Linked DNA regions of Mus musculus: region 2 is linked to region 1. The links are chromatin loops, found by intact Hi-C in ENCODE. Cell type or tissue: heart. All regions are shown on one strand.

Region 1 (8,000 bases):
AAACAACACATAGAGAGATAGAGAGGGAGAGAAATATCCACCATCAATGGAGGATACTAAGCTAAACTCTAGCTTTGCCTAACCCAAAGAAGAGAGGAAGGAAGCCACCTGGTTTGCATACGTGTTGGGAAATTCTTCTTGTGACTTCTCTCGGTGAGGAAGCATAAACAGTTGAGCGCTTCTAACAGTCTTCTCGAGGCTAAACCCGCTTCTCAGTTCTCAGGTCAAGCCCGGTTCTCAGGTCGTCACTCCATTGCACCTCACTTTTGGTACCCAGAGGCGCGCTCACTGCAGAGCATCTACTCGCCTCCAGCTGATGGCGCGTTGGACGTAGCGAGCCCGGGTGGGCGTGGCCCGCGCTCTGACGCACAGCGAGCGCGCCGACGCATGCGCACGTCGCCCGCGGGAGCTCGCCGGTGACTAGAACGGCGGCGGCGGCTCCCAGAGCGGGCGCTAACCGCCCGAGGCGTGGCGGGAGGCGGCGCGGGGCGGCTGGTGGAGGTCCCCGGGGTTGCCGGTCATGATCGACTCGGTGAAGCTCCGGCGCGACTGCGCGGCCGACTTCTTCTCGCACTACGAGTACCTGTGCGCGCTGCAGGACTCCGTGCCGCTGCCCGCCGTGCGCGCCTGCCTGCGGGACGGCGTGCTGGACTTCAATGCCGACCGGCTGCGCGCGGTGGACTGGGCACCGCTGCTCAGCACGCTCAGGGTGAACCGCGACCTGCCGCTGGTGGCCATCAAGAGCTCCTTCCAGCCGTGGCTCGGGGAAACAGTTCTGCGGTCCGGAGGTGCGAGGGTTTGGTCGGAGAAGTGGGAGCCCGGTGCAGGATCAGCCTGCGAAGCGGCCTCCACCTAGCCACAAAGGAGTTTTTGCCGCCGCCTCCCTTGCAGGTTGCCGCCTCGGTCCGTTGTCTGGAGTAGTCAAGCTAGGGAGTAGAACTCGACACTGCCCCTTATTACAGCGAGGATGACCAACTCTGCACCCCGAGGGGAATATGCGTGATAATTTAGCAAATGGTCCCTGCCCTCTCTTCTTTTAGGGGTTTAAATGTACAATCTCCCTTCATTCGTAATTGCAAGTTTAATACAGAAAAGGAGAAGGTTAAAGATGGAAAGAAAAAAATGTATAACAAAAAAATAATCAGGGACGTCTTTTTTGATTTTTAGAAAAATATTTGAGGGTTTTGCCTTCGCGTGTGTATGTGCACTATGTGTGTGCAGTGCCTGCGGAGTACAGAAAAGGGGGTAAGAGGTCGGAGTCCATATGTGAACCACCATATGGATGCTGGGAACCGAACTCGCATCCTTTGCAAGAGCAGCAAGTATGTCCAACCATTGAGCCATCTCTCCAGCCCAAGGGACTATTATTATTTGTTTCTTTTATTTATTTATTTATTTATTTATTTATTTATTTATTTATTTATTTATTTATTTATTTGAGAGACAGGGTTTCTCTGTGTAGCCCTGGCTATCTTGGAACTCACTCTGTAGACCAGGCTGGCCTTGAACTCAGAGTCTGGCCTGCCTCTGCCTCTCGAGTGCTGGGATTGAAGGCGTGCGCCACCACTGCCCGACTGGAACTATTATTTTTGACGAACCCGTTGTAAAACAGTTGACTCTGGTTATTTGCAGATAACGTATTTACAAGTTCCTTTCATTTGAATTTTTGTAACTCCCAGCCAAGTCTTTGTGGTGCTTCTATGGTCATTCATGAACACCCGCCCAGAAGCCAAAAAAAAAAAATTACCATCCAATATATATGTTCCTTACTGATTTGCATATTTGTGTGTTTGTGTATCTTAGTATTGGCGTATGTGCACACTCAGAAACAAGAAAGGGGTGTTGGGTGTCCTTTGATGGCTCTTCACCCATTTTTTAAATTTATTTTTTATTTTATTTTATTTATTTATTTTTTGAGAGAGACAGGGTCTGTTTTCTTAGTTTGGCTGGAAGCCAATAAGCCCCAACTGCTCTCTTGACTCCGCCCCTTCCATGCTGGAGTTAGAAGTCCTGCTCCTGACGCCTGGTTTATGTGGGTTCTGGGATCACGGAACTCCAGTGCAGCAAATGCCCTTAACTACTGGGCCATCCTTCCAGCTGATTTTTCACACTCCGTTTTATTTTTAGATTTGCAAATAGTTGTTTGTGTGTTTATATGTATGTGGCATGTGTGTGCACACACGTGTACGTGGCATGTGTACACATACACACGTTGTGTGCATAGAGTCTAGAGGTTGGCCCTGAATGTCTTTCAGCTTTCCCATTTGTTTACTCAGGCAGGTTCTTCTCCCCTTCCTGCCCCGCCCCCCCCCCCAGGGGACTCACTGATTCCTTTGTCTGGCTAGCTAGTTTGCCCTAGGGATCATCTTTTGTTCCTTCACAGATTACATATAGGCTTTTACTTTGCTGGCCATCCAAGTTTGGGTCCTCAACATTTTTTCCTGCAAGTACCTTTATCAGTCTGGTCATCTCAGTTCCTAATTTCCTTCTCTATCTCTTTCTCTTTCCTCCTTTCTTCCTTCTTTCCTTTCTCTCCCCCCCCCCCACCCCTTTGCTTTTTTATTTTTAAGAGTGGTATCATGTAAGGAAAACCTGTGTTGTAGGCAACCTAAGGCCAGAGTTTCATATTTTAAATTTAAATTCTCACACATATAAAATCCATTGAAACAAGCCTGTTGTGGATTCTTTGGTTAAAGCGTGTTGTGTGTGCTAAGTGTCTGCAAGTTACTATTGGAAAGGGAAGGTGTGATGAGCTAGATTTGCTAGGGGCAGATTTGAAAGTCTGGCCCTTGACTGCCATAGTAATGGCCCAGATTTAAGGAACGATGAAAGAAGATGACTTAGAGTCAAGGCAGGCCTACCTGATCATGCTAGTATTTTATGTCTAGCATAAGGCATTCTTTGCAATATTTCCATGTCTCATATCCAGTGGGTATAGGCTGTGGGTGTTAGCCTCCTAGACACGACTTGTTTCTCTCTCTCAGCTGTTTTGACTGTACTATTGAAGAAGCTCCTGGCTGGCTTTGCTGTCTTGAACTCAGTTTCCCTCTGTGTAGATGGTCTCACTTAGCACAGAACCAGCACCTACTAACTGCAGTTTGTGCCTCCTTTACACTCTCGCCAGACCTGCTGGAAGGGGTGCTTTTCCTAACCTGTGTGGTTTAGGTGCCTCTCTGGTCATCCCTTTGTCTAATTGGTAATTGGTCCAACATTGAGGCAAGTTTTTCTAAGCATCATTATTGGTAGCTTTGGTCCTCATCACATGTGTTATAAAAGCCAACTCTAGTGGACTTGGTTCAGCCTCTTTTCACACCTGCAGCATTTATACTGTCCAGCAGGTGTCAGGCTTGGACCCCTTTGTACACACAGTCTACTCCTTTCTCTTATGTGTAAATTGAGGGCTTTCTTGAAGCCAGGCCGTAGGTGCAACTTCTCTGACTCCGTAAGAAAAAACACCGTGCGTGGTTTGTGTTTCTATATCTCTTGTGGCTGTGAAATTTGTCTTTAAGGACATGGTTCATTTCTGTGCCTTGGCATACTAAAATTGTACGATTGACATTACCGATTTTACTGATCACTGACTTACTGAATTTATTTTAGGTGCTGATACACACCGAATTTGTAGGAATCGAGTTCCTGCAGTGAGATCCAAAGACATAAGCTTCCAGTTATGTAAGGCTCTTAGAGGCTGCTTAAGTGTATCAGGGGTGCTAAGAAATCTGGAGCTAAATGGGCTGATTCTGAGAGAGAGAGATTTGACTAGTCTAACAAAGGTAAGCCTTGTTGTCCATGTCACCTGCAACATTTGAAAGCTGGTTTTGGTGGGGAAATACTCAATACATATTTTACTTTTTTCTATTAAGGGACTGAGTAAATCAACCTCTTTGGTGCACTTGTCTCTTGCAAATTGTCCAATTGGAGATGGAGGTTTAGAAAGTGAGTCAAGTCATTTAACACTTGTCCTGGGAGGGTGGTCTCATGTTTGTCTGTGTGCTGATAACTCTGTCTTTGGGGGCTGCTGCTTCCACCTGAGCTGCCTCCTTCCTGTGCCTGCTCAGATGCTAACCCATCTGTTAGTGGCTGGAGGGTGGTGGAAAGTGACTTTAGGGATACACCTTAAACTGGCATAGCTTGAAGACTGCGAGGAAACCGAGACTGACCACATTGGCAGGCACGTGGTCTTACTGTGTGTCTTTTTCTTTCAGTTATTTGTCAAGGTATAAAGAACTCTGTCACTCTCAAGACCGTCAACTTTACAGGGTGTAATCTGACATGGCAAGGAGCCTGTCATATGGCCAAGATCTTAAAGGTGACCTTTGAATGACAAATGTGATTAAAGCACATTAATACTTTGGTGTGGGGTTGCAGTAATGTTTGTCTTACCAGTGCATAGACTGCAATTTTAGTTTCATTGCATGCTATAACCATTGTCTAGCTTGGGATTCTGACCCTTAAAGATACACATTTAATCTTAAAAATAAAGACTTTAAAGTATCATACTTCATGAATACTTGTTATTTTAGTTGTTGAAAACATTGCAGCACCAGAAGAAACTACTATTACAGTCTCCAATTATTTATAAACTAATAAAAACAGTTCATACAGTTTTTATAGTTGCAGTAACTACTACATTAGGACTAAAGTTACTTAACCGTTTGACACGAGCCTTTTTGGAGGTTTTTGTTGTTTGTTTGTTTGTTTGTTTGGGGTTAGTGGGGTTGAGACAGGATATGGCTTTGTGGTCCAGTCTGTGATCAGACTCATTGTGCTGTCATGCTTGCATGCCAGGAATCTGCTTTGGTCTTTTTCCTCCAGCCTCCCAAGTGATTAAAGGTGTACGTCACCTTGGCTGCCTTGATTTTGTAGTTTGATGGCACAGATCAAAGATAGAACTCAGGGCTATGGACCAAATGTAGCCCATTACATGATTTTTGCAACTAAGGGTGCTGAAGAGCACAGCCTGCCCAGCTGTGTGCATGGTAACTGGCTGCCTTACATCAGGAGAGTTGAGTAGCTGGCGAAGGAAACTGACCCATGGAGCTGAAAATGTTTATTTTTGGACCTTTACAGAGTAAACCTCTGACCCTTGTGATAAATAATGGTTAAGAACGTGGATTCAGTTTTCTGGTATGGTGATTAGATTTTGTGAGGTTTTCATTGTTGTTGGGGTGTGTGTGTGTTGGGGGGTTCCTGCTGGGGACTGAACTAAAGCCAACACTTTGGGCAAGTGCTCTACCACTGGGCTATAGCCTACCTGTGCTTTTGGCTTTTTCTTTTGAGACTAGTTCTCTCTGAGTTGCCTAGGCTGCCCATGAACACTCTGAAGCCCTGATAGACACTGGACTTAGCATGCTATGATAGGCCTTACCACTGGCCTAGCTAAGTGTATGGGTGTGGCTTTGCGTTTAGCCCTCACCCATCTACTATCTGCGACCATAGGCAAGTTGCTTCACCTCTGTAAAATCCCTGTTCACTCTGAGGCTCTGCGCTGCCTTCCCTAGGACAGCCTTGTGCAGTGTTTATTGCTTGTTGCTTTGCTGTAGTCATTCTTAGAAAAGTGGCATCAACATTACTCATGGTGCCATTTCATAGCTGCTTGGCTCTTTTCATGTTCAAGTGGGAAGGCTTTTTTTCCTTGTAGTGTCTGGGTGAGCAAAGTTTACCTGGTGAATACAGAGAATTGGTTACAGTCTTAAAGGCTACAACTGTGATTAAAAAATCAAATAGTTTTTACTTAAGGCATGTCAGATTCTTTTTGCTTATTCTAGGATACTAAAGATGGTAGGTATGTAAGACTAAGAAGTATATGTGAGCCATTATTTTAAAAGATGATGTTACAGCCTCTGAATGTATCTTTTTATCATCTAAAAGTTGTACTTGTTGGCCTGACTATTCAGTAGTAGAGCACTTTGCTTAGCATGCCCATGGCTCTGGCTATTGAGGAACAACCTCAACATCCCGCAAACACATGCAAACACGCACACGCATGCATGCGCGCGTGCACACACACACACACACACACACACACACACACACACACACATACACACACATACACATACACACACACAGATTCTGTTATTTTGGTATACATAAAACACACAAAGTATTTATTCAGCTTTATATAGCTTTTTAGTAACCATGATACATGCTAAATATTTAAATTGTAATGGAGATCATTACAGGATAGAGTTTAGAACTGTAGTAATGTTAAACCAGTCCTTTAATGTGACAGAAAGGAAAATAAATGTTCTTAAACTTCAGTAAATTGTCTTTTTACATAACTGTTGGGCTGCTGTCACCTGTGACGGTTCATACAATCAAGCCCTGTGGTGAGATTCTGAGGGCAGATTGTGGCCAAATTTGTACTTGGGGGGTGTGGTATATAATCAGCCATGCCCAGTTTCCTTCTCCGGTGTCTGATTCCATGCTGTTATTTTTGAAGTATCAAACCATGAGAAGGCATGAAGAAACCTGGGCGGAGAGCCTCCGCTACAGGAGACCCGATCTGGACTGCATGGCTGGCTTACGGCGCATCACACTGAACTGCAACACACTCATTGGTGACCAGGGTGCAAGTGCCTTTGCAGACTCTCTTAGTGAGGACCTGTGGCTTCGAGGTAAGTTCAATGAGCTCTGGAAATTGGAAACTGTAGCAGCTTTTACTGTACTTTTATCCTGAAGTCACATATATTCTCCAGAGAAAACAATGTTACCAGTAATCAAAACATCCAGAAGTTTCTACTGTTCATTTTGGCAGATTTTCAGCCTTTAAAAAGTAGATTTGTCTGTATACTTAGAGCTTATAGTCACTAGTTTTATTTACAGGTGTGTGTGTGTGTGAAATGTAGTACTTAGTTTTCCTGAGCTCAGCAGTGCAGGCCTTATCTAGAGTATAGGTATTCTGGGGTGCTAGTCTTAGTACCAGATTTGTTGTTGTTGTTGTTTTTTAACTGTATGCACATTTTAAATCATTTTCATATATGATCTTGACTTAATTAAATAAATCAACAACCATACTTTATTACTATTTTAATATACATGCTATAAAATGTATATAATTATATATATATATATATATATAAAATTAGTTATATGTTGTTGTTTTGTTGTTGTTGTTGTATTCTAGACAGAGTCTGACTAGGTATCCCTGGATAGTTTGGAAATTGTTGTGTAGACCAGGCTAGTCTTCCCCCACCCCCACCCCCACAAGACAGGTTTCTCTGTGTAGCCTTGGCTGTCCTGGAACTCACTCTGTAGACCAGGCTGACCTCGAACTAAGAAATTCGCCTGCCTCTGCCTCCCAAATGCTGGGATTAAAGGCGTAGGCCATCACAGCCCAGCCAAGACCAGGCTAGTCTTGAACTCACAGAACTTGCCTCTGCCTTCTGAGTGCTAGAATAAAAGACGTACTCTAGCTAACCTTATTACTGTTTTAATTTTAAGATTTTAAAGACAAACATTTGTTTATTTATTTTGGGTGTGGGTGTGGTTCTGAGTTTGTGTGCCACGTACACACATAGAAGGCAGATGACAACTTGCAAAATTTGGTTCCCTCCTTCCACCACGTAGGTATCAAGGATGAAACTAGAGTGGTCTGGCTTGGCAGCAAATCCCTTTCCTTGCTGAGCCATCTTGCTGCCCTGGGTTCCATTGCCACAGTTGGTGGTCATTTGATGTTCTAGTGAAATTGAGGACTACTGCCAGCTTAGTTGGTTGGTTGTGTCCTTCGTGTCGAGAGGTGTCTTAGTGTAGGCTGTTATAGAGTGCTACAGCCTGGTGGCTTACATAGCAGACACTTATTTCTCCGACTTCTGGGACCTGGAAAGCCCAGGGTTGGGCGCTGACAGCTCAGGTTTAGAGGCAGCTCTCTTCCTGCTTGTGTAAGGCTGCCCTTTTTCCGTTTTGTTAGCCTGGTCTGCGCTCTGCTGCTGTGATAGAAAACTTACTGTCTTAGTCACTGAAGAGACACCATGACCAAGGGCACTCTGACAAAAGAA
Region 2 (8,000 bases), 56 kb after region 1:
AGGTTTCCTGGGACAGAGGGCAGAATGAATGTGTAGTCATTTTCTCCTGTCAGTGGGTAGGGAGAAGAGCCCAGCACTGTGCCAGTAGCCTGAAGAATCCCTTCTCCTTAGTGACCTCTGCTCAGATAAAGCCAGATCATTGACTCTGCCGCAGAAAACAATTTCAGGACAAGTCAGAGCGAAGCAGTTAGTGAGTTTATTAAATATCTAGACAGAGAGACCATTTGAGAAGGATAACGTCCACTGAAGACAGGGATGTGGGCTTCCAAATAGATAGTCACACAGCTGTCTTTGCAGTGGCTGAATGTAGGATTCCATGGCTTTAAACTACGTTGTTCACAGGCTGTAAATTCCAGTAGTTTAAAGGTTCAGCAAAGCTTAGAACTTTTGGTAAAAATTAAAGAAATGAACGGGCTAGTTTAGTTACTTCTCTTAAAGAATTTCCTTTGATAATGGAACTGTAAGGTGGTTTTATGAGGTTTATGGTTGCTGAGATTTAGGGATGAGAACTCACAGACATGCTGTTTTTACACATTTATGTACTTAATTTTGCAGGGAGGTGCATATGAGACATGGGTCAGGTCATCAGGCTTGGTGGCAAGCACCTTTACCCACTGAGTTATCTTTCTGGCCCTACTGACAAGCAAGCTGCCTCTAAGCAAGCTGGTGCTGAGAACTGGACCCAGGGCTTCATGAATACCAAGCAAGAGTTCTATCATTGAACTATATTTTTAACCCTAGCTGGTTGTTTTTAATATCCTTATTTGGGAAGTGTTTGGGAAAACACACATCATCTCTGTTGACAATTTTGGCCTTGTCAGCTGTGATGGATTATTTTTACAACTTTTATTATTTTTATTTTATGCATATGGGTGTTTTGTTTGCCCTGAAGTCAGAGGTGGGTGTCAAGTCTCCTGGGACTGGAATTAGAGATGGTTCTGAACTGCCATGTAGTGGGTCCTGGGAATTAAATTCGGGTCTTTGGAAGAGCAGACAGTTCTCCAGTTCTCTTAACCACTGACTCGGCTCTCCAGCTCTATATTCAGTTTCTTGATCCTCATTAAGCAAACCGCATGCAGTGTGGGAAACTTGATTTTCTTCCCTGTCCTTCTATCCTGCCTCATCCCCATTCACTCTCTGGGACTGGACTTGGGTTTAGAGCTCAGAGAAAGCAAACACTGTTCTAGTAGATTAACTCACACACACTCTCTCTCTCTGATTGTTTAAAACCACTATATTACATAAAACAGTGGGTATTGTTGAATCTATTTATCTGGTTTAAGGCCTGGGAATGAAACTGTTCATTTATGCAATTTTCTTTTCCTCTTTTCAAAATTCTTTTCTTTTCTTGTTTTTATTGTTGTTTAAGATTTATTTGTTTTATGTATGTGAGTAAACTGTCACTCTCTTCAGACACATCAGAAGAGGACATCAGATCCCAGCACAGATGGTTGTGAGCTACCATGTGATTGCTGGGAATTGAACTCAGGACCTTGGAAGAGCAGTCAGTGCTCTTAACCACTGAGCCATCTCTCCAGCCCTTCTTTTCTTGTTTTTAAAGACCAAGTTGTTGCAGGATATTGGATCTCACTGTGAACCCCGGAGTTTGTATTATTTACTGAAATAACTTGTTTCCAGTGTGGTGTGGTTCATCCCTTAGTATACACTTTTAATCCCAAAACAAGGAAGGGAGTAAAGTTAAAACTAAAAGTTAGCAAACCAAAAAGTAAAGTAAAATTAAAACTAAAAGCTGGTTTATAGAAGGAAGCAGCCATGTTTGAAAGTGCTGAGTGGCAGACAAAGTGATGAATCAGAGAAAGATTTGACAGAGGAGAATATGTTCAACTCTTTTTTTTTTTTTTTTTTTTTTTTTTTTTGGTTTTTCGAGACAGGGTTTCTCTTTATAGCTCTGGCTGTCCTGGAGCTCACTTTGTGGACCAGGCTGGCCTTGAACTCAGAAATCCGCCTGCCTCTGCCTCCCGAGTGCTGGGATTAAAGGCGTGCGCCACCACGCCCGGCTCCATATGTTCAACTCTTACAAGGAGAGGAAAGAAAGCTACTAAAGAGAGCAGAGAGGAGAGGAGAGGAGAGGAGAGGAGAGGAGAGGAGAGGAGAGGAGAGGAGAGGAGAGGAGAGGAGAGGAGAGGAGAGGAGAGGGACTGGGAGGGAGAGAGAAAGGAGGCAGTCTTATTGGGACAGTTGTACAGTGACAGGTTGAAGAGAAAACAAGCTAGATACAGGTAAAGACAGAACAAGCCAGGGAACGAGGAGCCAGGAGATTAGAGTAGGTTGCCAAGTTAGTATGAGGCCAAGCAGAGAATTTCAGGAGAGCTTGAGAAAGAAACAAGATAGAATCACCTGGCTTGAAGAGGAGTTTTGAGCCAGAACAGCGGAGTTGAACCAGCCAACAAGAATTTGGAAAGAGCCAGAAAATGTGAGCGTATTGAGCAGTAAATCTCAGAGGCTGAAAATTTTATGGGTCTAGATTAGATTATACAGAGGCCAGAAGCTTCCAGGACTAGGCCTAAGTTAAGCTCCAGACAACAGTTAAATCAGGTGAATAAAGTTTACCAAGTTCCTTTGTATAGTCCTGGCTGTCCTGGAATTTGCTCTGTAGATCAGGCTGGCCTTGAACTTAAGGCTTACCTCTACTTCTACCTCCCCAGTAAGACACCGCCTATCTCCAGCTATGTAAGTTTTTAAACTAAGGTGCTGAAGAAGGCCGTGGACCTGGCTTTATTCGGCCTTTTCTAACAATTTTGCTCTACTACTCCCAGACTCAAAGCAGTGTTTCTGTTCACAGCCACACCCCTTCTACAGGTTATGGGAAACAAACAAGAGCCCAAATGCTCAAAGGCTGAATTGCACGCCTGTCAAACTGAGGCCACAGATGCGGAGATCAGCATTAACGCTCAGTAGGCACGGTGCCTATTCCTGCCATCCATTGTACAAAAGAACTTGGGAAAATGTTTTCATAGTAAAGGAATCTGGGTGAAACTGCAAAGTAGAGGGAAAAATGCTTTTAAAATGTTCTGGACTTCAAAAGAACTACCCTAGCATAGAAGGGGCCTTCTTGTTCCAGAATCTCAAGCGAGCCTCCAGCACAACTCCTTTGAAAAGGGAACTTGTGTGGAAAAGTTTGAACAGATGTGGCACTGTGCCCAGCTCGGCTCAGGGCCACATTCCTCCGGCCCTGACTATATTGTGCTCCCGTTAATACCTCCTCACAACTTGAGGACCTCCTGCACAAGAGCCAACATTCAGGTTCCTGCTCCTCAGTTCATGAAAGAGATAATGAGAGAACAGAGACTCAGCGACTTGAAAGAGGCTGTCCGCGATGAGGGTGGGGGTGGCGGTAGGGGTGGGGTGGGGCTGCCCCCAAAGTTCGTAGCCACCCGTGGGGCAGTGAGCTAGAGCGCAAGTGCAAATACAAAGGCTTCGTATGTGATTTTTGAGACAGGGACCCTCCACGTAGTGTGGCTGGCCTCCACGTAGCTATCCTCCTGATTTACCCTGCTGGGATTATCAGGTGCACCAGGTCACAATCCTATGACCGCACTCTTCAACCATTTCTACACGCTGCACCTCCTTCTTTGAGTGTCCTGTCTCTACGTCGGAGTGTCTGTGAGGGTCTTAGGAAAGTCCGGTGAACAGTGGGGACTGGCTCTGGGACAAATGCAGCATAGCCCAGCTCAGCTGGAGGTGGGCCAGGAGCAATGGGTTTGCGCGCCACCTCGAAGTTGTTCAGAGGCCAGGGCAGGGGACTCTGCGCCCAGAGGTGCGCGAAGGCAGAAGGCACCTCGCCACGCGGGTGGCTGGTGCAATCCCCTGCTCTCTTGCGTTGACCGCTAAAGCCGATTGAAATTCTAAACTCCAGGAGGAGTTGATTGATCGTAGACTCCGATAGTGAGCGTGGCCAATAGGGAGGGGAGCTTCTGAGCGAGAGCCAATCAGTGAGCGGCCTGAGACAGCGAACCAATGGAGCGCCGACTCAGCAGGCTGAAGCCCGCTCTGCCTTTGCATCCGGAGACGCGGGCTGTTCGCGTGGTCTCTGCTCCTGCCACTTCCCCTGCTGTCGCCTTAGCACCATGGAAGCCACCAAGCAAGTGGTTAACTTTGGGCCCGGGCCTGCCAAGCTGCCACACTCGGTAAGGTGGCTGGGGTTTGGTCGGAGTGCGGGCATCGGGATGTGGGGCGTCGGGATGCGGGTGTTGAGATACAGACAGCGGTGAGCAGGGATGCCGCCGTGGAGAGATAGTTGCTGAGGCCGAAATGCGCTCCTGTGCACAGACGCGGGCGTTCACTTCCAGCCGGCCTCCTGGTGGCGTGGCCTCTGCGGCTCCCGCGTGCACAGGCGAGCGTAGGAGTGTGAATGAATGGGCGGTCGGGGCGGCACGTTTCCTTCCGGGGAGCGCAGGCTAAGCTCCGGGCGCTGGGAGCATAGTCCTCAGAACTCGGAAATTGAAAGCTGCCGGCTTCTCCCTCTTCGCCTCCACCGAACCCACCCAGCCCTTAAGCCTTTCTCCTGGAAACCTGCCTGTCTCCTCAGACTCTGAAAGGCTTTGGTCTGTTTGGCCAAGTTCCATTCACTTGATCGGTGTGTCATCCCGTCCCATCCTGCACGGGTTCCTCCCGCACCCCAGCTGTGCGGAATGAGATGCCTCTCGTGGCCGGGAGCCCATGGACCAGCTGTCCAAGCTGCTATCTGGTAACCGCTTGCCACAGCTCGCAGGCATGGCCAAGAATTGTACAATTATCTTTTGTTGAACCCTGGCGATCTCCCCGGGACACCACGGTCTCTGTTGGGGTAGAAACAGGATAGTGTGAGAGAGGGAAAGACGCCTTTCTTTTGTAGGGACAGCGACACAAGCTGAGAACAGGGCTTTTTCTGCAGCCATTGCAGTTCATCTTACATGACGGTCTTTGGTAGAACTGTGGGACCTTCTGGGAGATCTCCCCCACCCCCATCCCTCTCTGTTTTGGAAAGCTCTGGGTTTTTTGTTTGTTTGTTTGTTTGTTTGTTTTGTTTTGTTTTTGCCAGGTTAGGTAAGGCAGTGTCTCTCAGTACAGGCTAGCCTAGAATTTACTTTGTACCGCACGCTGGTTTTGAACTATTCCTGCCTCCACCTCCCAAGAGAGCAGTGTCTTACTTAGGGTTACTATTGCTGTGATGAAACACTGTGGCCAAAAGCAACTAGTGGAAGGAAGGGTTTATTTCACTCACAGTTCCCTATAACAGTTCATTATCAAAAGCAATGAGGACAGGGACCTGGAGGCAGGAGCTGACGCAGAGGCCATGGAGGGGCGCTGCTTTCTGGCCTGCTCTCCGTGGCTTTCTCAGTCTTTATAGCACTCAGGATCACCAGCCCGGGGGTGGCACCGCCCACAGTGTCAAGTTGACAAAAATAGTCAGCATGTAGGAATTACAGGCATGTGCGATTAACTTCAATGTAGTAAGCCTTCTTGATTTAGTTTCGAAGCTTTCAAAATTCATGTATGGGTGTGTCTGTGTGTGGGTGTGTGTACGCGCATGGGTCAAGTGCCTGAGGAAGTGACTTAGAGGTGGTTGTGAGCTAGCTGATGTGGGCTCTGGAGCTCCAACTGCAACTCCTGGAAGAGCAGTCTGTGCTTGTCCCAGCTGAGCCATCTCTTCCATGACTTCTCCGGCCATCATTTAAAGGAAGGCACTTGGAAAAATTCACTGCTGGAGTAAACCTCTTGTAAATCTTAAGCTCCAGGGTATCGGAGGTCTTCTGGCTTCAGAGGGTAGATGTACAAATAAATGAATACTAAGATAAATTAAAAAAAAGACTGAAAATAAGTTCAAAGATGGTTTCAGATAGTAGGGGGACGGGATCTGGTAGAGCTCCTGCTTGCTGTTTGCTGAGGCAGGTCCTGTTTAATCCTGTTGAACGCACAAAACCCAAGACTCTGTCCCAGGTGCTTCTTTTAATAGGGATGTGTTCACTGAAATTTAACTTGAATGTTTTTGATTTATATATATGTGTGTGTGTGTGTGTATCATACTCCTACATATATAAAAAACTAAGATTCTGTTTTTGTTGCAGGTGTTTCTTTTAGAATATGAATGTATAAACTAAAATTTACTCAAATTGTATATATATACACACACACTATATATATATATACACATACATATTGAGATAAACATATATTACACACACACATGGCCAGTGCAGTTTCAACATAAAATTTAATGATATCTTGTTCTCTCTTTCTCTCTACCTCTCTCTCTTTTTAAGCTAGATTAGCAGGATAGGATTTGTACCCTTGTCAGTCTTCTACAGGTTTAAGTTACCGAACTCCTATCTACGACAGTTCTTAAATGGTATCTCTTCTTGTTTGTTTGAGATAAGGTCTCATTATATAACCCTGGCTGACCTGTTACTAATTATTTAGACCAAGCTACCTTCAAACTCAGATATCTGCTTACTTCTGCTTCCCAAGTGCTGGGATAAAGGCTCCTGTCAGCACACTGGGCCTTAACTAGTGTCTCGATGGCATCTACCAATTAGATTCTTTCTCACAGCGAGCGTCTCACAGTGTCTTTTGCACTTGGTGTTTAATTTTAGAGCATTTATTTATTTTTCTGTCTTTGTTTTGAGACAGGGTCTCTTTACAGCACTCTGGCTGTCCTAGAACTCTCATAGACCAGGCTGGCCTTGAACTCACAGAGATCCATCTGCGTCTGTCCTCTGAGTGCTGGGCCTAAAGGCATGCACCCCCACACCCGGCCTGAACCTTTCTTTATTATGGATATCTTTTATTTACCCGCCAGGATCCATTTCTTGTCTAAGCTACATTCAACATAATTGACATTCTTATTTAGGCATACTGAGCCCCCCCCCTTGTAGTTATAATAGTTTTTTCTTTTTTTAATTTCCTGGTTTAGATAAGGAGAACCTATGTCATATGTTCTATTTCTCTCTCCACCCTTCCTTCTACTTCTGACTCCTTCCTTTCCTTGGTCTCTCCTGATTTCCTTTCTTTTGGTGTTGGGGATTGAACCAAGGGTCCCCAGTGTGCCCAACACATTTTATACCACTGAGCTACATCTCTAGCTTCCGGTTTCCATTGCACTATAGGGGAATTGATACTGCTTATTTGATTTAGTAAGAGAAATTTATGTGAGTAATTGGTTTCCCAATTAATGTCACATCGGTAAGTCCCCATGGCCCTTCAAAGGCTGCCTTATCAGAATGGAATAATCGTATGCAAAGTCAAGATGCAGCCCACAGCTGAATGAAAACCTTTCTTTCAGTCTGGGTTGAATACATTTTCTCTTTCCTCCACCTCCCCCCTCCCCCCCCAGCTTGCTGCAGATGAAACCCAGGGCTTCCTATGTGCTAAGCAACTGCTCTATATCTATCTATCTATCTATCTATCTATCTATATATATATATATTTTTTTTTTTTTGGTTTTTAGAGACAGAGTTTCTCTGTGTAGTCCTGGCTGACCTGGAACTCACTTTGTAGACCAGGCTGGCCTCGAACTCAGAAATCCGCCTGCCTCTGCCTCCCGAGTGCTGGGATTAAAGGCGTGCGCCACCACGCCCGGCTCTATCTATCTATATTTATCAATACTATCTATCATATAGTATAGCTTCGGCTCCTGAGTTTATTTTAATTCACGGCAGGTTCTTGCCATTGCCACCTATCAATATTCTTAGTGCTCCCCTCCCAAATGTCCTGCCTGTATGATTTGGACATAACATAGCCTTTGTTCTTGTTGGTCTCTAAACTGAGAACTTTATATGTTTAGTAAGTGAGCTTTAAGAGAGAGGTGAATGAGGTTTCTAGGAAATTGGTAAATTTATGTTTTTGAAAAAATACCTCGAATCAATCATGTTGCGTAGTTTCAGGCTCAGCTTGTGTAAGTTGTACTTGTGAGGCTGGGGGTGGTGGGGCTTGGCTCCTCCCAGGCCTCAGCCGTCTCTGCCGTCCAGGCATGTGTGCAGAGCTTGCTGACTGACATCTTC

The links. Hi-C counts contacts between places; a loop is a spot of excess contacts. Peaks named below come from ENCODE experiments on the same cell type or tissue, not always from the same donor. Only the 100,000 strongest peaks of a DNase experiment are listed, where the experiment ranks them.
Region 2: a loop joins it to region 1, with 7 times the contacts of the local background. A loop is called at or near these places in 6 of 42 quality-filtered maps.

Annotation. Positions count from the first base shown.
Region 1 is chr19:15,977,401-15,985,400 of GRCm38, reverse strand. Cep78 (centrosomal protein 78) reads left to right here and starts at 412. Exons shown (of 15, transcript NM_198019.2): 1 at 412-788; 2 at 3,601-3,773; 3 at 3,864-3,936; 4 at 4,206-4,309; 5 at 6,446-6,620. The coding sequence starts at 521. C130060C02Rik (RIKEN cDNA C130060C02 gene) reads right to left here and starts at 326. Exons shown (of 3, transcript NR_045355.1): 1 at 109-326. In heart, CTCF peaks have their summits at 320 and 3,325 (motif pointing right); a DNase peak (open chromatin) is centred at 380; H3K4me3 peaks cover 1,360 bases; H3K27ac peaks cover 1,101 bases.
Region 2 is chr19:15,921,012-15,929,011 of GRCm38, reverse strand. It overlaps Psat1 (phosphoserine aminotransferase 1), which reads left to right and starts at 3,953. Exons shown (of 9, transcript NM_177420.2): 1 at 3,953-4,148. The coding sequence starts at 4,089. In heart, CTCF peaks have their summits at 4,359 and 5,278; DNase peaks (open chromatin) are centred at 3,161, 3,961, 4,761 and 5,401; H3K4me3 peaks cover 2,836 bases; H3K27ac peaks cover 2,069 bases.